Linked DNA regions of Homo sapiens: region 1 is linked to region 2. The links are chromatin contacts, found by POLR2A ChIA-PET in ENCODE. All regions are on one chromosome and are shown on one strand. Each heading gives the region's core, a stretch centred on a gene start or an enhancer-like site at or near the end of the contact. The rest is flanking DNA. Distances are from core to core; before and after follow the strand shown. Region 1 holds the start of USP18 (ubiquitin specific peptidase 18). Region 2 overlaps IL17RA (interleukin 17 receptor A).

What was found. ChIA-PET counts read pairs that join two places held with the same protein, here RNA polymerase II (POLR2A).
Region 1: POLR2A ChIA-PET joins it to region 2 with 10 read pairs in endothelial cell of umbilical vein. The contact joins the promoter of USP18 here to the enhancer-like site in region 2. POLR2A ChIA-PET finds 5 or more read pairs at or near these places in 2 of 52 experiments (WTC11 and endothelial cell of umbilical vein).

Annotation. Positions count from the first base shown.
Region 1 is chr22:18,147,413-18,153,284 of GRCh38, forward strand. It overlaps USP18 (ubiquitin specific peptidase 18), which reads left to right and starts at 2,758. Exons shown (of 11, transcript NM_017414.4): 1 at 2,758-2,810. LOC124905076 (a long non-coding RNA gene) reads right to left here and starts at 1,802. Exons shown (of 2, transcript XR_007067999.1): 1 at 1,688-1,802. RefSeq lists enhancers at 2,499-2,818, 5,178-5,427.
Region 2 is chr22:17,097,714-17,104,371 of GRCh38, forward strand. It overlaps IL17RA (interleukin 17 receptor A), which reads left to right. Exons shown (of 13, transcript NM_014339.7): 3 at 84-230; 4 at 1,062-1,174; 5 at 2,642-2,768; 6 at 4,283-4,330; 7 at 4,426-4,589; 8 at 5,781-5,864. Among named protein-coding and RNA genes, the nearest start is that of IL17RA, 16 kb to the left of the region's middle. Within about 2 kb of position 4,763, at least 2 of the 41 ENCODE cell types and tissues checked have a DNase peak (open chromatin) inside an H3K27ac peak, as active enhancers do.

The sequences.
Region 1 (5,872 bases), core at 1,508-4,007, 1.0 Mb after region 2:
TTTACCTCCACATGTACTTCTTTTTTTTTTTTTTTTTTTTTTTTTTTTTGGATAGGGGATCTCGCTGTGTCGCCAGGCTGGAGTGCAATGATGCAATCTTGGCTCACTGCAACCTCTGCCTCCCGGGTTCAAATGATTATCCTGCCTCAGCCTTCCGAGTAGCTGGGACTACAGGCGTGTGCCACCACACCCAGCTAATTTTTTGTATTTTTAGTAAAGACGGGGTTTCACCGTGTTAGCCACGGTGGTCTCAATCTCCTGACCTCGTGATCCACCCGCCTTGTACTTCTTTATCTATCTGTGTATACATACTGAAAATCATGGATCCACACTGCTAAGTCCAATTCCAGTTCAACACTAGTGGGCTCATTCTCCCTTTCCTTATTTGTAACTCCTATCTCTGAGAGTTTCAACTCTGGCTCCAATTATCCTTAATACATTCAGTTACCTGGTCATCCCCCTGTATGTAACTAATCTGTCATCTCCACCAGCACCCTGCCCTCCCTGGACACCACACACTGGGCCACTCCAATACCGGGATGTGCCACATCTTCAAATTGCTTGGGCTGTGACCCTGGGCCGGGCTGCACCAGCACCCATTTGTGTCTGACATTGTGCTGGGCAGCCCCACTGTGCTGCCACCCTCCTCAACCTGCTCCAGTCCAGCACCCTGCTTGGGCCACTGTGGAACATACTACACAAACGCCCACTTTGCTTGACACACCTGATGGCCTTAGCACGGAATTGTTCAGGAGGGTACCATGAAGGACGGAAGGAAGAGCCCCATAGAAGTGTAATGGATCCTTACATTATATAGTCCAGCCTCCAACCCAAGGTTCACCCTTGTCCATTCTGCACTGGGGCAGCAACACCAATTACTTTGCTCCACCGACCTACCAAGATTCAGATAGAATCATTGGATTGACTATTAATAGTTTTCTGCTGATAGTTGCTGCAAGCAACTGCAGCTTGCTCCTTAGCCTTCTACTGACTTGCTGTATTTAGCATATTTTATCAAATTTTGCAACCTCCTCTCCTCATTGCCCTCACTTGAGTTTTTGAGGTTCCTGTTTGTGGACAAGACTTACCAGATGTATGAAGCTGGTTATATAACTGATTGGTCAGCAAATATAATGAGGACGGACCCTGCGCCCACCACCGTGTACCTGTGTAAACACCATACTGCGCAAAGTCCACCAGCCTTCCAGGGAGAACATGCTGCACTGTGGGCGACACTGCCTCCGTTCCAGCAGCAATGTAAGCGGAGTCTGGGCTGACGATGGACGTGTGGATAGCCTGTATGTGTATATCTGTGCTCATGCTTCTAACACACATCCACCCTATTATGGACACGTTTATACATCTTCATGCCATGGTATTTTGTACCTTACTGCAGACCCTACCAACGCTTCAGTGAGGTTCTGGCAGCTTTGGGTTTTTGGAGGCTATTTGTCTGTTGCTGCGGGGACGGCTTTCAGAAAGAATGATCGCTTTGGGGGAATTGTACCCTGCTTTCCTGCGCAAATTCCAGCGGCTGGAGTTTGAGGCCCCTAGCAGATAACCCTTCTGCCCCTACCCCCATGAGTCTACATACAAGAAATACATCTCTAAAGAGGTAATAAGCCTTTCCGGTGTGCATGTTACAGATCTCTTAACCTTATATATACACAGATGGTCCATCACTTACCGTGGTTTCACTTACGATGTTTCGACTTCATGATGGGTTCACTGGGACTTGACCCCATTTTTTTTTTTTTTTTTTAGACGGAGTCTTGCTCTTGTCGATCTCTGCTCACTGCAACCTCCGCTTCTTGGGTTCAAGTTATTCTCCTGCCTCAGCCTCTTAAGTAGCTGGGATTAAGCGCCACCACGCCGAGCTAATTTTTGTACTTTTAGTAGAGATGGGGTTTCACTATGTTGGTCAGGCTGGTCTCGAACTCCTGACCTCAGGTGATCCGCCTGCCTCAGCATCCCAAAGTGCTGGGATTACAGGTGTGAGCCACCGCGCCCCCTGACCCCTTCTTAAGTGGAGAAATATCTGTATCTGCATGCCCACAGGGGAGCTCCTAATTACACCATGTGCCGCATCCAAGCCACAGGCCGGTGATGTGAAGACACCCGATCCAAGAAATACAATAGCATTAAGAAAGAAAAAATGCTGCCATGGATACTACCAAACGCCAAATGACTCTAACACGTAGGCTAATTGCAAGGACCTTAAAATCGCAAATAAAAAGGCGCCTGTAGGTCGGGCGCGGTGGCCCACACCTGTAATCCCAGCACTTTAGGAGGCGGGCGGATCACCTGAGACCAGCCTGGCCAGCATGGCGGAACCCCATCGCTACTAAAATACAAAAATTAGCCAGGAGTGGTGGCGCATGCCTGTAATCCCAGCTACTCCGGAGCCTGAGGCAGGAGAATCGCTTGAACCCAGGAGGCGGAGTTTGCAGTGAACCGAGACAGCGCAACCGCACTCCAGCCTGGACGACAGAATGAGACTCCGTCTCAAAAAAAAAAAAAAAAAAAAAAAGCGAGGGCTGGAAGTCTGGAGCAGGTGCGCGGCTGCAACGGCAGCCGCGGGAAGCTCGGGCCGGCAGGGTTTCCCCGCACGCTGGCGCCCAGCTCCCGGCGCGGAGGCCGCTGTAAGTTTCGCTTTCCATTCAGTGGAAAACGAAAGCTGGGCGGGGTGCCACGAGCGCGGGGCCAGACCAAGGCGGGCCCGGAGCGGAACTTCGGTCCCAGCTCGGTCCCCGGCTCAGTCCCGACGTGGAACTCAGCAGCGGAGGCTGGACGCTTGCATGGCGCTTGAGGCAAGTTCGGGGCTCATTTTGGAAGTTTTCTTTCTAGCACAGACATCCAACTCTGCTCCTATGCCAGTCAGATAATTAAGGAATTAAGTAATAATTGTGCTCTGCAAATTATGATAGTGATCTGTATTTACTACGTGCATATATTTTGGGCCAGTGAATTTTTTTCTAAGCTAATATAGTTATTTGGACTTTTGACATGACTTTGTGTTTAATTAAAACAAAAAAAGAAATTGCAGAAGTGTTGTAAGCTTGTAAAAAAATTCAAACAATGCAGACAAATGTGTCTCGCAGTCTTCCACTCAGTATCATTTTTGTTTGTACCTTATCAGAAATGTTTCTATGTACAAGTCTTTAAAATCATTTCGAACTTGCTTTGTCCACTGAGTATATTATGGACATCTTTTCATGGCAGGACATATAGATGTGTTAATGGCATTAAAAATAAAACAAAAAACTGATTCGGCCGGGTACGGTGGCTCACGCCTGTAATCCCAGCACTTTGGGAGATCGAGGAGGGAGGATCACCTGAGGTCAGGAGTTACAGACATGGAGAAACCCCGTCTCTACTAAAAATACAAAATTAGCCTGGCGTGGTGGCGCATGCCTGTAATCCCAGCTACTCGGGAGGCTGAGGCAGGAGAATCGCTTGAACCCGGGAGCGGAGGTTGCGGTGAGCCGAGATCGCACCGTTGCACTCCAGCCTGGGCGACAGAGCGAAACTGTCTCAAACAAACAAACAAAAAAACCTGATACATGGTATGGGAAGTACATTGTTTAAACAATGCATGGAGATTTAGGTTGTTTCCAGTTTTTACTGGCACAGATACGGCAATGAATATAATTTTATGTATACATTCATACAAATATATCGGTGGAAAATTCCTAGAAGTGGAATGGCTGGGTCAGTGGGCATTCATATTGAGAAATTGGAAGGATGTTGTCAAACTCTGCAAATCAGAGTATTTTAGTCTTAACCTCTCTTCTTCACACCCTTTTCCTTGGAAGAAAGCTAAATTTAGACTTTTAAACACAAAACTCCATTTTGAGACCCCTGAAAATCTGGGTTCAAAGTGTTTGAAAATTAAAGCAGAGGCTTTAATTTGTACTTATTTAGGTATAATTTGTACTTTAAAGTTGTTCCAGAAAACAAGGCAAATACTGAAAAGCATTTCATCTGAAGTTTCTTTCTGGTATTGAACAGAGTTGGATGGAGAGTGAATGCAGGTTACCGATGTGTTCGCAGGAACAAAACGGGAGGGAGAGTAACACAGGTGCACGGCTTCATATTGATTTATCAAAGAACTTGCTTTTGGACTGTTAAAAAATGTGTTGCACAGTTCTGACACTTTTACACAATGATGAGCTTACAAAGGGGAAAATGCTTAACATAAACATAGTTTCAAAGAAGGTAAGTCCTAGTTTTTCCACGAGCTGTTTTTTTTTTTGAGAGAGAGTAGTCCCAAAATTTCCCTATTATGTGGTTTTTCATCCAAAGTGTTGTAATCCGTGTGTTCTAACCCGCATATTACGATTACTCAAGAAATGCAAAATAGGCCGGGCGCGGTGGCTCACGCCTGTAATCCCAGCAATTTGGGAGGCCGAGGCAGGTGGATCACGAGGTCAGGAGATCAAGACCATCCTAGCTAACACGGTGCAAACCCATCTACTAAAAATAAAAAATATTAGCTGGGCGTGGCGGCAGGCGCCTGTAGTCCCAACTACTCGGGAGGCTGAGGCAGGAGAATGGCGTGAACCTGGGAGGCGGAGCTTGCAGTGAGCCAAGATCCGGCCACTGCACTCCAGCCTGGGCGACAGAGGGAGACTCCGTCTCAAAAATAAAAATAAAAATAAAAAAAGAAAAAAGAAATGCAAAATAATGTGAACACGTCATCGAGACTGCGGTCTACAATTGTGGTTGCCATGATGGGGTGGGTCGGAAGACACCGAGGCTGCTTGAATCATGTTCCTGGCAGGTTAATTTTGTTCCTTTTAGGGCATCTAAATGTTGGAGTTGGCTTTCCTGGCAGAGAGTCCAGTTGTGAGTGGAGTATTGGGTGGAGGCCCCACCCTCCCCAGGTTTTCTGCAGCTTGTTCCTGGCTCTTCTGGGGCTTCTCTGAGGACCCCGATTGGTCCTGGGGCTTCTTTAGTGGTGGGCCTGGGCCAGTTCCTTCCGTTGCTCACCTCTCCCCGAAGCTTAAGGATAACATTTCGGGAAGATCATGAGAGAACGTGAACCAAAAAAAAAAAAAAAAATTCAGGTAGGGTGGGAGCTAAGTTAGTTTAGTATTTGGGATTTTTGTTTTGTTTTGTTTGAGACAGAGTCTCAAACAAAGACCCCGCGCCTGGCCTGGGGGTCTTTTTTTGAGTCAGCAGTTGAGTTTGAAAATCCCCTTCCTTGGAATCCGCCCAGGCTGTTTTCTCTGGTGGATGCTTATTGCCCCTGCTAACTTCAGCTGCGGTCTCTCTGCTCGCCTTGCCCTCCCCATCCTCCTTAGACCTTTTAAGCTTCACTTTCCTTTCCTTGCTGCCCCGCCTCCCTGTCTCCCCAGTGTGATCTACCCTGAAAGGCTGCTGTATTTTGTTTCCCTTTGGGACCGAGCCTGCTCAAATGATCTGCTCCATGAGGTTTTACTGCTATATCCTACTGAAGTATCTGGGAGGTCTTGGCGGAGAAGAGGACAACATCTTGGAAAATGCAGCCTGGAACCTCTCTGCTCTCTTTCATCAGCTTTCCCTCAATGATGAGCTCAAAATCCTCTTTCTTGCTGATGGAATTGTCTGCTGTCATCATTTCAGTTGAGTCCTCCTAGGCTGGGCCTTGTAAGAAGAACAACTGTTTATAACTATTGAAAGTCAATATTTACTAAGAAAAAGAGGTTGTTGTTATCTGAGCCATCCAACATGAATTTAAGAATATATTCCAGGCTGGGCGCGGTGGCTCATGCCTGTAATCCCAGCACTTTGGGAGGCCGAGATGGGTGGATCACCTGAGGTCAGGAGTTCAAGACCAGCCTGGCCAACATGGTGAAACCCCGTCTCTACTAAAAATACAAAAATTAGC
Region 2 (6,658 bases), core at 3,513-6,012:
TGTCTAGCTGTCTGTACCTGCTGCTGGGGCATCTCAGGGTCTCGGCTATAAGTCTCTGAATGTTGCTTTTCCCTGGCTGCCAGGTACCTGCCTGGATGACAGCTGGATTCACCCTCGAAACCTGACCCCCTCCTCCCCAAAGGACCTGCAGATCCAGCTGCACTTTGCCCACACCCAACAAGGAGACCTGTTCCCCGTGGCTCACATCGAATGGACACTGCAGACAGACGGTGAGTGGGCATGCCAGCAGGGCCCTGGGGGATTCTCCCTGCCTCCAAGTGGCTCTCCCAGTCAGGCTCAGGATTGGGCTCCCAGTCCTGTGCTCAGACATGGGGGTTCAAATTTAGTGCTATAAGGATCCGTCATTTCATGCAGTCAAATACTTGTTCAGCATTTTAGATATTAACCCACAGTGATACCTTCTCATCACACCATTCTTCATGAAAGGACTTCCTTCAACCTAATATTTTTAGCACCCTGAGGGGAAAAAAAAGCAAGCAGTTAATTTTGTGACTACAGTACCAAAAATGAAGTGGAAAATGGTAACACATTTGTCAACCTGTTCCCTGAATTTAGGGGCCAGCACTTTTAAAACGTCCCCCAAGCCTATTCAGGAATGGAGAGTTTATGTTACAGAATTGGGACGATTGGGGCTTATGAGCACTAGCCCCAGATTTGTGAACGGGGCATGGGGGAAGTTCTTTTTGGAAGTCCCCGCCCTCAGTGCTCCTGCTGACAGCCACAACCTCGTGAGGATGGTGGGGATGGCTGTGTTTGACACCCATGCCAGATTGTCAAAGCCCTCACCACAAGTTTGCAAAGCCTTTACTTCTAGCCCAGTGTAAAGTGTCATTTTTCCTTGCCCAGCTGGGAAATAACTGTCTGCAAGGCGGTAGGCTGAGGCCAGAGAGTGAACTGAAAGGAACAGGATGTGGAGAGTTGGGTAAGACGGCAGATTTTCTTTTAGGAGTGAACAACCGCAACAGATAGGGAAGTGACACACCCAGCACTTGTCTTGGCTGATCTGCATCTGTTTGTCTTCTCTTCTCCCTCTCCTGCAGCCAGCATCCTGTACCTCGAGGGTGCAGAGTTATCTGTCCTGCAGCTGAACACCAATGAACGTTTGTGCGTCAGGTTTGAGTTTCTGTCCAAACTGAGGCATCACCACAGGCGGGTAAGAACACAGCTCCTGAGTGGATTATGTTCCACTGATGACACCAGTACAGACTTCTTGTCCCCAAATTCAGACCCTGATTTAGAGTGGGGGAGACCCAGAGGTGCTGAGGGAGTCTGTGGAATTCAGAATGGCAGCCTGAGATGGGCAGAAGTCAAAAGAGAAGTGGTGTGGCCGCCGTGAGCAATAGTGAGGGACAGAGCGTATTTTTGAAAGCGTCCCTCACCTGCTCACCCCTGGTTTTTCTTCCCACTTTACCTAGCTATTCGTTCGGAAAGGAAGTTGAATTGGAAGGCAGCTTCCACAGCCCTACCTCCTGCCATCTTTGTGTAACTTTGTGTAACATCTTTTATGTGTAACTTGGATTCAGCTGGGGCCTACCTTCAGGAAGAAAAAACCGCCCAGACCAAAGAACTGCTGTAGGTGGGCAAATGAGCACTACAACAGCTTAGTCTCATTTTGCTGCTCACAGCTAAATGGTGAAATGTTGATTCTTGTTTAAGTTTGTTTAAAGCAGTGGGTCTCAAAGTGTGGTCCGTAGACCAGCAGCCTCAGCCTCACCTGGGAACGTGGTAGAGATGTTTGGCCCCACCCCAGACTTCCCAGGCCAGAAACTCTTAGGGTGGGGTCCAGCAACTGGTGCTTAACCCTTAAGTCATCACGATGCGAGCCTTAGTTTGAAGACTACTGGTTTAAATCTGCAAATGGTCACTTGAAAACAAGTTAGATCTCCCACAAACTCAAGCAGCAAAGGCAGAACCCCTCTCCGATGTTAAATTAGGACCCCCAAACTTGACTGCTATGCGAATGGTGAGAACCAGGTTCCTCCGTCCACTTAGAAGCAAAGGACCCCGGCCCCTCCACCAGGGTAACTAGAATGGGGGTTGGAGTCGATGTCTGTAATCTCTAACACCCAGAAAATAACTTAGCACAAATTCAAATATCATTGCAACTGAGGTGCCTGCTGGCCCAGGGTGAGTGGGGGTCTCTAGCTTGTCCTTTGCACCTTTTTACTCCATAATGGTCTCAAGAGGTTCCTGGCTTTTCCGTTTGAGGAGGAAGAATCATTTGACAAATAGTTTTTACCTGCCTGGCGTGTGCCAGATCTCCATAGCCCCAAGTCCCCTGGCTCCGCCCTCTCATACCCATTGTCCTAGAATTTGAGAGGGCAGGTGGGAGGGGTGGGACTACTTCCACTTTCCCCAAATTCTTTTGCCTTATTCACTGTCTACTGATGAGGCCAGATCCAGGTTTAAAAAAAAAAAAAAAAAAAACAGGCAGAAAGGACCAGAGGAAACAAAAAACAAAGATACTGATTTCCCTGACCTTGGATTTTGCTGTGGTTGTTGCTTTGTTCTTATTTTTGGCTGAATATTCGGGAGTGGGTGGGAACGGGGGTCTTTGGGCATAGATGGGTGACAGAGGTGTGTGTAATCCATCCACCTTCCCTTCCTCCCTTCTCTTCAGTGGCGTTTTACCTTCAGCCACTTTGTGGTTGACCCTGACCAGGAATATGAGGTGACCGTTCACCACCTGCCCAAGCCCATCCCTGATGGGGACCCAAACCACCAGTCCAAGAATTTCCTTGTGCCTGGTAAGAGCATCCTCCCAAGACATTCCCTCCCCAATGGCCTCTGTGAGAAGGAAGCACCAGGTGGCACAGATGCCAGCCCCCCTGCTCAGCAAGACATTGGCTGGCATTGCCAGCACCTGGGACCCACAGAACAAACAGAGGCCAAGACTGGGAGTGCTTTGGTGTGTGCTGCAACCTCCATTCCCTGAGGCAGAGGCCATTCTCTGTTGGCACAACAGTGGACGGTGGCCCAAGATCCCAGGAGTTTTATGGGAACCAGAGCACCTCCCTCTATCTAGAGAAGCACCCAGCCTGCCCAGAAAATAGCATAAAGGCAAGCCACAAGCCACTCGTGGGGAAGTTGCAGCCTCTGCCCCCAGCCTGGTCCCAGCCTCCGTGGCTTGCTCTTCTCCTTCCACCTTACATTCTGCCTGCATCATCCAACGTTCATCCCATGCATGGCGCTCTACTCCCCATGCCTATCCACACTGCCTGTGATTACCGCCAGGCTTTTCTTCTCAGGCATCCTTTGATGTACATGTACCTTCTACTTCTCTGTCCTCCCCAGAAGCTCAGCTATTACCTACATTTCTCTCTTTTTGTTTTTAATAGAGATAGGGTCTTGCTTTGTCACCCAGGCTATAGTGCAATTTTGCTATCCTAGCTCAATGCAGCCTCGAACTCCTGGGCTCATGCGATTCTCCTGCCTCAGTCTCTCTACAATTCTCTGTCCATAGCCAGCTATGTCAGGAAGCCCACTTGAAAACAAAGCCTGGGTCTTCTGCCCATTTTTATAATCTCCAGAACCTCACGAATTGCCTTGCATATAGTAGGTTGGTCAAGAAATGCTTGTTAAGGATGGTGTTGACCTTCTTCATCCTGGGACCACCCTGCACACACGCGTGCACACACACTCTGTGCTTACCCTGCTTTATGTCACCGCGTGTGGCTCATCACTCCCTGACTGGTACTGCATGCTGTGTGTTTGCTTTTATTGGTCTCTTCTACTGGGTTGCAATCTCCAGGGGGCAGGGCTTTGTCTTGTTTACCACTGTACCTCCAGTGCCAAGAACAGGGCCTGGTGCATAGTTGGTGCTCAATATGTATTTGTTGAAGGAGTGAATCTCCTCAGTTCTCGCTTCTGTTCCTAAAGTTGACTGACTCAGTCCCTGTCCCTCCATGGTGATTCACACCTGTCACATGTCTTCTCAGCCTGTGCAAAGACAGGGGCAGCCGGGGACAAGAAGCTGTGGGTGGGCAGAGAAGGAACTGGAGGGGACCAAGATTGCTTGGTCACCCACAGCAAGCTCAGGAGGAATGCACTTGCATCAGGAGGGTTCCCCGAGAGATGAGGATCAGACAGGCAGGCTGGCACCCATGCCAAGGTGGGTCCAGCCCTGGAGCTCACTCTGAAGGGGCCACCTGCGGACAGGCTCCCAGTGGGGAAAAGATTGTTGTTCTTGGTGTCAGGAGTCTGGAAGAACAGATTTCTGAAGGCAGAGGCTTAATGAGTTTCCTTTTTTCTGGGTCGACAGACTGTGAGCACGCCAGGATGAAGGTAACCACGCCATGCATGAGCTCAGGTAACAGCTGGCCCGGGAGAGCTTTATTTGGATGCATACACATGCACATGTGCGTGCCCCTCCTCACTCCCAGCCTGCGTGTGTGACCTTGGCAGGCAGCCTGTGGGACCCCAACATCACCGTGGAGACCCTGGAGGCCCACCAGCTGCGTGTGAGCTTCACCCTGTGGAACGAATCTACCCATTACCAGATCCTGCTGACCAGTTTTCCGCACATGGAGAACCACAGTTGCTTTGAGCACATGCACCACATACCTGCGGTAACTCTGCTCTTTTTGACCCCTCTAGCATAGCTCAGGACCACCCCTCCAAGCCCTGAGTCTCTTCTCTGCTGGTCTGACAGAACCGCGTTGCTAGAAGCTCGCGACTCAGGGCTGTGCTTAGTCCATAGTGATCATGGCGCCTTGCCCTTTTTCTTCCCCAGTGATCTTATGCTTGATAGAAAGGCAGTTGACTGTGTCCTGCCCATGACTCAGTCCTTTTTGTTCTTTCCTCCCCCACACGCCCCCTTGTTCTCTTTTTGTTTTGCTTTGTTTATTACAAAAAGGATTTGAGGATTTAAAAAAAAGAAGAAATGTGAAAATAGAGACAAAGGGGAACTAAAGATAAGGAAATAAGGCCAGGTGCAGTGGCTCCCACCTGTAATCCCAATACTTTGGGAGGCCAAGGCAGGAGAATGGCTTGAAGTTGGAGTTCGAGACTACAGTAAGCCATGATGGCACCACTGCACCCACTCTGGGGGACAGAGCGAGACCCTGTCTCTAAAAAAGAAAATAAAAATTGAAAAATAAATAAAGTACATTAATGACATAAAATATGCCAGGCACAGTGGTTCACGCCTATAATCCCAGCAGTTTGGGAGGCCAAGGCAGGTGGATCACTTGAGGTCAGGAGTTCGAGACCAGCCTGACCAACATGATGAAACCCCATCTCTACTAAAAGTACAAAAATTAGCCAGGTGTGCTGGCACACGCCTGTAATCCCAGCAATTTGGGAAACTGAGGCAGAAGAATCACTTGAACCTGGGAGGCAGAGGTTGTAGTGAGCTGAGATTGTGCCACTGCACTCCAGCCTGGGTGACAAGAGTGATACTCCATCTCTAAAAAAAAAGAAATAAAGGTAATACGATGAAGCCAGCTCAGTGCAGGAAACGTGTGCTGTGTGGTTCTGTACAACTGGTGTCCATGAACACAGATTTGTTGCCCCAATTCCCAGCAGCCAAAGCAAAGAGAGACTTACCAGTTACTACACGTACTTAAGGATTTACAATAAACCAGCTTCCATGCAGAAACGGAGTTTTTTTCTGGAATAGAAACCTGAAAAGCATTTCTCCCCTGGCCTTCCTAAGGGGTGCTCTGGACAGCCTCTCCATGGCAGTGCCACAGCGTGTTCTTACCCAACTAGCCTTACCCATCCCAACTAGCCTTACCCATCCTCGCCTCTCTCCTCAGCCCAGACCAGAAGAGTTCCACCAGCGATCCAACGTCACACTCACTCTACGCAACCTTAAAGGGTGCTGTCGCCACCAAGTGCAGGTGGGTGAGTGTGGTGTGGACAGGTGCAGGGAGCAAAACAGGTGGCAATTATAGAGTGGACAGGAGTGAGGAGTGTGCACAGGTGAAGAGTGGTGTGGACGGGAGTGGGGAGTGTGCACAGGTGGAGAGAGTGGTGTGGACGGGAGTGGGGAGCGTGCACAGGTGGAGAGTGTGGTGTGTCTGGGAGTGGGGAGTGTGCACAGGTGGAGAGTGGTGTGGACGGGAGTGGGGAGCGTGCACAGGTGGAGAGAGTGGTGTGGACGGGAGTGGGGAACGTGCACAGGTGGAGAGAGTGGTGTGGCTGGGAGTGGGGAGCGTGCACAGGTGGAGAGAGTGGTGTGGCTGAGAGTGGGGAGCGTGCACAGGTGGAGAGTGTGGTGTGGCTGGGAGTGGGGAGCGTGCACAGGTGGAGAGAGTGGTGTGGCTGGGAGTGGGGAGCGTGCACAGGTGGAGAGTGTGGTGTGGCTGGGAGTGGGGAGCGTGCACAGGTGGGGAGAGTGGTGTGGCTGGGAGTGGGGAGCGTGCACAGGTGGAGAGGTGTGGCTGGGAGTGGGGAGCGTGCACAGGTGGAGAGAGTGGTGTGGCTGGGAGTGGGGAGCGTGCACAGGTGGAGAGAGTGGTGTGGCTGGGAGTGGGGAGCGTGCACAGGTGGAGAGTGTGGTGTGGCTGGGAGTGGGGAGCGTGCACAGGTGGAGAGTGTGGTGTGGCTGGAGTGGGGAGCGTGCACAGGTGGAGAGAGTGGTGTGGCTGGGAGTGGGGAGCGTGCACAGGTGGAGAGAGTGGTGTGGCTGGGA